Regions from separate parts of the Homo sapiens genome. Here all the other regions are linked to region 1. A link is a loop called in an ENCODE intact Hi-C map of the cell type or tissue named here. Cell type or tissue: endothelial cell of umbilical vein. All regions are shown on one strand.

Region 1 (2,500 bases):
GGCAATGGTGGTGGTGATGGTAGTGATGGTGGTGATGGTAATGGTGGTGGTTGTGGTGATAGTGGTGATGGTGATGTTAGTAGTAATAGTGATGGCAATGGCAATAGTGTTGATAATGATGGTGATGGTGGTGATGGTAATGGTGGTTGACAGTGATGGTACTAGTGGTGATGGGGGTGTTGATGATAATGGGGATAATGGTGCTTATGTTGCTGAGTATGTTAATGGTGAGGTTGGTGGAGATAGTGATGGTGACACTAGTGATGATGTTTACAACAGTGGTGATAACAGTGATGCTGATGGGACAGTGGTGATTGTGGTGATGATAATGATGATTGCTTGGATGGAGATGGTGGTGATATTATGTTTTATGGGAGAGGATGAAGCTATTTGGAGCGGAATGTAAGCACCAGGCCTGAGCAGGTACCAGTAAGAGAGTTCCACTGTCTAGAGATTTATCAGATCGGGACTAAGGTGAATCTTCTCCCTAGACACCTCATCGTGGATGGAAAACTGTGTCTGTCACAAATGGATCACGTGTCCCTGTTAACCACAAGAACAAAAGTAGATTTTCCCTGGCATTCACACCTCTGACCTCCAGAAGGGACCATGAGCAAGAAGGAGATGGGAGATGGGTAGCTTTAGTAAAGGGGGAGGGGAGGAAGAGGGCCAACAGTAATAACAGCGGAAGAGGGAAGAGTGAAAGAGAGGAAAGAAACCAGTCTTGTCCACAGAGGTGTCCACATGTTCATCACCCACCCTGAGAGAGTCCTTGTCTTCTGAGAGGGTCCGTTCTGGGCCTGTCCAGCAGGGCCGTGGGGACAGCTGCAGGAAAAGGAGGCTATGCCATCTACTGGCCATTGCTCTGATCAATAAAACCCTGCACACCCCTGTAGCCCAGAGCAGCAAGAACAGAGCCAAGCAGAGGGGCCTCTGCAGAACCCATACAGCACTCAGGGAGTGTTTAGTTAGTAGAGCTTCTTCCTTCAATGCAGATCCTATGTCGACCCCAGGGCCACCTTCAGAGCCTGCTCCCCAGGGTGAAGCTGGAGTAAAAGGCACCTGAGGGGCTGGTCATCCATGGGTGAATGCTGCCCTCTATTGGTCATTGTGGTGAAGTGGAGGATGCCGGGATTTACAGGGCAGGTGGCTGGGGGCACAGGAATTGCCCTGTAGCTTTGTGGTTTATCTGCCACCTTGGAGGATTCTCTTCATGATCTCTTCATCTTCACATGTCATATTTCAACATATTGTCACCTTCTTTATCGTGGGGTAGGAAGACTGCCGCTCTGCGAGACTCTTCCCACCTTAGTTCCTGTCAGAAGCCCTCCATCTCTCAGAGGTCAGCCACCCACCCTCTCTGCGAAATCTGACACAGCCCAGGATCTCTCTCAGACACCTTCCAAGCCATGGGTTATAGACTCTGGGTTCCTGTAATCCATGCTTTTTTAGATTAAGAATTGCTAATGTTAATTTTCCAAATATGGTTGGCAAAGATTAAAATTGACTATCACTAATTCATAATGGAAAACCATGTGGTACTGCCCCAAATGAAGTCCATGATCAAAATTGAGAGGTGCCCTCCCCTGCACTCTCGTAAAACCTGAACCTCTAAGCTGGATCCACGGGGTGGCATTTGAGATCCACAGTCCTACATGCATAACGCCCCAACACTCTATGAGGACGGCTCTGGATTCCTCCCCAAAGCCCCAGCCCTGACAATCTGCTCATCCTCACCTCTGCCTTGGCTGAGTAACCATCCTGTGACTTACTCAGGCCTGGGCTGGAGTTCTGTTCTTTCCTCCTCACTGCGCCCTCAACCCAGCCCTCAGCAAGTCCTGCCCCGCCACCTCTCATAGGCATCCTGAGTCTCCTGTGCTCCAACTCCCGGCCACGGCACAGGCCCAGGTCACTGTCCTCTCTTTCCTGAGCAACTGCAATGTCCTCCTGACTGTTCTCCACCCTCCCATTCTCACCAACTAGAAGCCTGTTCCTTCCCTGTGGCCATGCCAGCCTTCTAATAATATAAAAGGTGTCTTGTCATGTCCTGGTAAAAGCTTTCAAAGGCTTCTCATTTCACTTGGAGTAAAATAGAAATTCTTCAGCACGGTGTGCAAGGCATGGCAGGAATTGATATCTGCTCATCCACCAAACCCAGTCTGCTTACCTCTCCTGCCAGCCGGTTCCTCACTCAATTCAGGAGCTTCCACAGGTTAGGATCATTTCCAGCTAGGGGTCGGTTTATGATTTTCTTTGCATTAAACACCATTCTTGCTGGCTTTCTGCAGCTGGCTCTTTCTCCTCCTTAAAAGTCTAGCTCACATGTTATTTCCTCAAATCGCTCCTTCCTGATCATTCTCTGCAGTTAGAATTTGGCTTGGCCACCAGTTCGTTTAAGGCAATATTGTATCCATCTCATTCTCTGTAATGTGTCTGTGCTTCTCACAATCTGTGGAATGTGGAGGACACTCAGTGTGCATACTGGATGAACATGCCTTTA
Region 2 (2,500 bases), 55 kb before region 1:
GATGTTAGTAGTAATAATTATGGCAATGGCAATGGTGTTGATAATGATGGTGATGGCGGTGATGGTGATGGTGGTTGATAGTGATGGTAATAGTGGTGATGGGGTGTTGATGATAATGGGGATAAATGTGCTGATGGTACTGAGATTGATGGTGATGTTGGTGGAGATAATGATGGTGACACTAGTGATGATGGTTACAACAGTGGTGATAACGGTGATGGTGATGGGACAGTGGTGATTGTCGTGATGATAATGGTGATGGCTTGGATGGAGATGGTGGTGATACTATGTTTTATGGGAGAGGATGAAGCTATTTGGAGTAGAATGTAAGCACCAGGCCTGGCCAGGTACTAGTAAGAGAGTTCTACCCTCTAGAGATTTATCAGGTCGGGACTCAGGTAAATCTTCTCCTTAGACTCCTCATCGTGGATGGAAAACTGTGTCTGCCACAAATGAATCGCGAGTCCCTGTTAACCACAAATGAATCGCGTGTCCCTGTTAACCACAGGAACAAAAGTAGATTTTCCCTGGCATTCATACTTCTGACCTCCAGAAGGGACCATGAATAAGAAGTAGTTGGGAGATGAGTAGCTTTAGTAAAGGGGGAGGGAAGGAAGAGAGTGAACAGGGAGATAAGCGGAAGGGGGAAGAGTGAAAGAGAGGAAAGAAACCAGTCTTGTCCACAGAGGTGTCCACATGTTCATCACCCACCCTGAGAGAGTCCTTGTCTTCTGAGAGGGTCCATTCTGGGCCTGTCCAGCAGGGGCTGTGGGGACAGCTGCAGGAACAGGAGGCTGTGCCATCTACTGGCCATGGCTCTGAGCAATAAAACCCTGCACACCCAGGTAACCCAGAGCAGCAAGGACAGAGCCAAGCAGAGGGGCCTCTGCAGAACCCATACAGCACTCAGGGAGTGTTTAGTTTGTAGAGCTTCTTCCTTCAAGGCAGACCCTATGTCGACCCCAGGGCCACTTTCAGAGCCTGCTCCCCAGGGTGAAGCTGGAGTAGAGGGACCTGAGGGACTGGACATCAGTGGGTGAGTGCTTCCCTCTGGTGGTCAGTGTGTGAAGTGGAGGATGCAGGCCCCACCTTACAGAGGTTCTCTGCAAACTCATGAACCCAGCAGGATTTTCAGGGCAGGTGGCTGTGGGCAAAGGAATTGCCCTGTAGCTTTTGGTTTCTCTGCCCCTTGGAAGATTCTCTTCATGATGTCTTCATCTTCACATGTCACATTTCAAAATATTGTCCTCTTCTTTATTGTGAGGTTGGATGATTGCCACTCTGTGAGCCTCTTCCCGCCTTAGTTTCCGTCAGATGCCCTCTGTCTCTCAGAAATCAGCCACCCACCCTGCCTGCCAACTCGGACACAGCCCAGGATCCCTCTCAGACACCTTCCAAGCGATGGGTTATAGACTCTGGGTTCCTGTAATCCATGCTTTTTTGGATTAAGGACTGCTAATGTTGATTTTCCAAATATGGTTGGCAAAGACTAAAATTGACTATCACTAATTCATAATGGAAAACCATGTGGTACTGCACCATATGAAGTCCATGATCAAAATCGAGAGGTGCCCTCCCCTGCACTCTGGTAAAACCTGAACATCCAGGCTGGATCCAGGGAGTAGCATTTGAGATCCACAGTCCTACATGGGTGACATCCCAAGCCTCTGTGGGAACAGCTCTGGATTCCTCTCCAAAGCCCCAGCCCTGAAAATCTGCTCATCCTCACCTCTGCCTTGGCTGAGTAACCATCCTGTAACTTACTCAGGCCTGGGCTGCAGTTCTGTTCTTTCCTCCTCACTGCGCCCTCAACCCAGCCCTCAGCAAGTCCTGCCCCGCCACCTCTCACAGGCATCCTCAGTCTCCTGTGCTCCACCTCCTGGCCACGGCACAGGCACAGGCCACTATCCTCTCTTTCCTGAGGAAATGCAATGTCCTCCTGACTGTTCTCCGCCCTCCCATTCTCACCAACTAGAAGCCCGTTCCTTCCCTGTGGCCATGCCAGCCTTCTAATAATATAAAAGGTGTCTTGTCATGTCCTGGTAAAAGCTTTCAAAGGCTTCTCATTTCACTTGGAGTAAAATAGAAATTCTTCAGCACGGTGTGCAAGGCATGGCAGGAATTGATATCTGCTCATCCACCAAACCCAGTCTGCTTACCTCTCCTGCCGGCCAGTCCCTCACTCAATTCAGGAGCTTCCACAGGTTAGGATCATTTCCAGCTGGGGGTCGGTTTATGATTTTCTTTGCATCAAACACCCCTCTTGTTGGCTTTCTGCAGCTGGCTCTTTCTCCTCCTTAAAAGTCTAGCTCAAATGTTATTTCCTCAAATTGATCTTTCCTGATCATTCTCTGCAGTTAGAATTTGACTTGGCAACCAGTTCATTGAAGGCAATATTGTATCCATCTCATTCTCTGTAATGTGTCTGTGCTTCTCACAATCTGTGGAATGTGGAGGACACTCAGTGTGCATACTGGATGAACATGCCTTTATGGGTGTT
Region 3 (2,500 bases), 230 kb after region 1:
AGTGACAGAACACAAAATCTGGCTTTACCCCCTGCAGACTCTGTAAATTTTACTGAATCTCAGTTTCCTCATCTAGGAAATGAGGAGAATAATGCCAGTTTCCTCCTAGCGTGTACAGAAATGAAGGAAGGAGGCATGGTGGGTACACGAGCCATGGAGAACGCATGCCAGGGATTTCCCCATGGCTCTTTCACTTGTGATCAAGTGTGAGGCCATGAAGCCTGCAGGGGTTGGAGCCTGGAAAAGCCCTTGTGGGCAGGGAGGCCCTACGCCCAGAAGGGAGACTAACAGAGAGCTTGGGGGTTACGGTTCCCTGTCGGGTTCTGAGCTGGATTCCTGAGTAGATATGTGGATTAGTGGATCTTCACCGGTGCAGGAGAAGCTCTGGGAAGCTCCCTGTTGCCTTGCCCTGTCACTGGTCAAGCCCAGTGAGAGGGCTTGGTCATCTCTGGGGTGGTGACTGAGGCAGAGAGTGCCCACACTGCTCCTGGGAGGAAGACACCCTTAGCAAACACTGGGACAGGGCAGCAGGGAGCCTAGACCTGAGGGCAGTACCAGCCTCCCCGCACCCAAACATGTGGGGGCCATCCATGCATGGGCATTTGCAGGGCTGCCCCAGGCACGGTCACACTGACTTTCAGCATGCTCAGAATGTAAGAAAAAACTAAACCACCCGTCATCACTGTAACTGACATTCCAGTGTGCAAAGTGTTATTCGTTATTAGACTTATTTGTTCGATAATGACAGGAGTAGTCATAATAACAGCAAAGATTTTTTATAAGTGCTACCAGATGTTGGCACTGTGCTAAGTGCTTCCCTCCTATTCTGAGGCACTTTGCAGGTGAAGAAACTGAGGTCTGGAGAGTCTGGATGTCACTTGACCAGGAGCCTCAGTTGGGAGGAGCTGGGCGTGAAGCCCCCAGAGGCACCTGGCAGCCCTCCACGCCTGCTCTTGTCCCCTCTGTGAGGTGTAAGGACAGACACAATGGTCATATGGGTGTGGGGGTGCCCAGAGGCCCATGCCAAGATCACCCAGCTACCAGGAGGCACGCCTGCTCTGTCTGCTTATCAATGTGAATGACATCAAATGCTCATCATTATTCCTTAACAGCTAACTTAATGGTGATGGATTGATTTCACAAGGCAAGCCTCCTTGGGGTCTTAACCAATTGTGGAAGAACCAAGAACCAAATGGGCAACATCGCCATCTTGTGGTAGAAGTGCCTCACTGAGCCAGCCTGTGGGACAGTCTGCATTGGGATGAGGATTTGACCTATGCTGACTGGTCCTCCCCACGCTGCCCTCCCGCCTTGCCGGTTCTCTCTGTTCCAGCTGCCTTACTCTCTGGCGAGAGAGCTTTCCCATAGCCAGTTGTGTTTTCCCAAATCTAGCTAATTGAACTAGGACGTAGCATTGTTGCTGCCCCAACTTCTACAGTCAGCCCTCTGTACTTACGAGCTCCATATCTGTGGATGCAAACAACCGTGCATCAAAATATTCAGGAAAAAAAAATGTATGGTTGCCTGTATACTGAACATTTTTTCTTGTAATTATTCCCTAAACAGTACAGTATAATAATTATCTACATAGCATTTACACTGTACCACTTATTATAATTAATCTAGAAATGATTTACCATATGTGGGAAGATGTGCATAGGTTATGTGGAAACACTATTCCATTTTACATAAAAGACTTCAGAATCCATGGATGTGGGCATCCTGAGGGGTCCTGGAACCAATTCCTCATGGACACCAAGGGGACTGTATAGTTTATTATCTGACCTTGAGGAAATGTTGTACCAATAAAAGGGGTTCCCTAACAACTTTTCTTTCTTCTATTATCCTTCAATTGATATATTTCAGAGAAATTTTATATGTAAAACAGAAGGTGAGGTGATCTGGCTGAACCCTATCTCTCACATCCTCTCCACTTCCAGAATAAACCCTCTGTATAATTTGAAGTTTGTATAACACAGAACACCCAGTTTTGAATTTTACAACCCTACACATTGAAAAAATATTGGGGGCTACAGGCCTACAGAGAATATTTGTATTTTGCCAAATGAGAACTTTAAAGGGAGCAAAATTATCCTTGCTGTCACTCCGGCAGGGTCAAATATCAGAATGAAAGGCATTTCTTCCCAAGGAAAAAGAGCTGGCCGGGCGTGGTATCTCACGCCTGTAACTCCGGCACTTTGGGAGGCCGAGGTGGGCAGATCACCTGAGGTCAGGAGTTCGAGACCAGCTTGGCTAACATGGTGAAAACCGGTTTCTACTAAAAATACAAAAAATTTAGCCAGGTGTGGTGGTACGTACCTGTAATCTCAGCTACTTGGGAGGCTGAGGCAGGAGAATCACTTGAACCTGGGAGGAGGAGGTTGCAGTGAGCCAAGATCATGCCATTGCACTCCAGCGTGGGCAACAAGAGCGAAACTCCATCTCAAAAAAAAAAAAAAAAAGAGTTTAATCCTCAGTGAACACTTTTGCCTCTAAGTGT

What was found. A loop is a pair of places that touch in the nucleus more often than their neighbours do. Peaks named below come from ENCODE experiments on the same cell type or tissue, not always from the same donor. Only the 100,000 strongest peaks of a DNase experiment are listed, where the experiment ranks them.
Region 2: it touches region 1 in a loop (7-fold over the local background); 7 of 110 quality-filtered maps call a loop at or near these places.
Region 3: a loop joins it to region 1, with 6 times the contacts of the local background. A loop is called at or near these places in 12 of 110 quality-filtered maps.

Annotation. Positions count from the first base shown.
Region 1 is chr20:23,667,170-23,669,669 of GRCh38, reverse strand. LOC107985383 (a long non-coding RNA gene) reads right to left here. Exons shown (of 5, transcript XR_001754712.2): 3 at 2,168-2,500. Among named protein-coding and RNA genes, the nearest start is that of CST4, 21 kb to the left of the region's middle. In endothelial cell of umbilical vein, a CTCF peak has its summit at 1,097 (motif pointing left); a DNase peak (open chromatin) is centred at 1,059.
Region 2 is chr20:23,722,416-23,724,915 of GRCh38, reverse strand. LOC105372574 (a long non-coding RNA gene) reads right to left here and starts at 2,369. Exons shown (of 3, transcript XR_937387.2): 1 at 2,160-2,369. In endothelial cell of umbilical vein, a CTCF peak has its summit at 1,078 (motif pointing left); no DNase peak of the experiment used is centred here.
Region 3 is chr20:23,440,719-23,443,218 of GRCh38, reverse strand. All of the region lies in intron 2 of CSTL1 (cystatin like 1), which reads right to left. Among named protein-coding and RNA genes, the nearest start is that of CSTL1, 2.3 kb to the right of the region's middle. RefSeq lists enhancers at 214-793, 1,196-1,295. In endothelial cell of umbilical vein, a CTCF peak has its summit at 1,220 (motif pointing left); a DNase peak (open chromatin) is centred at 1,198.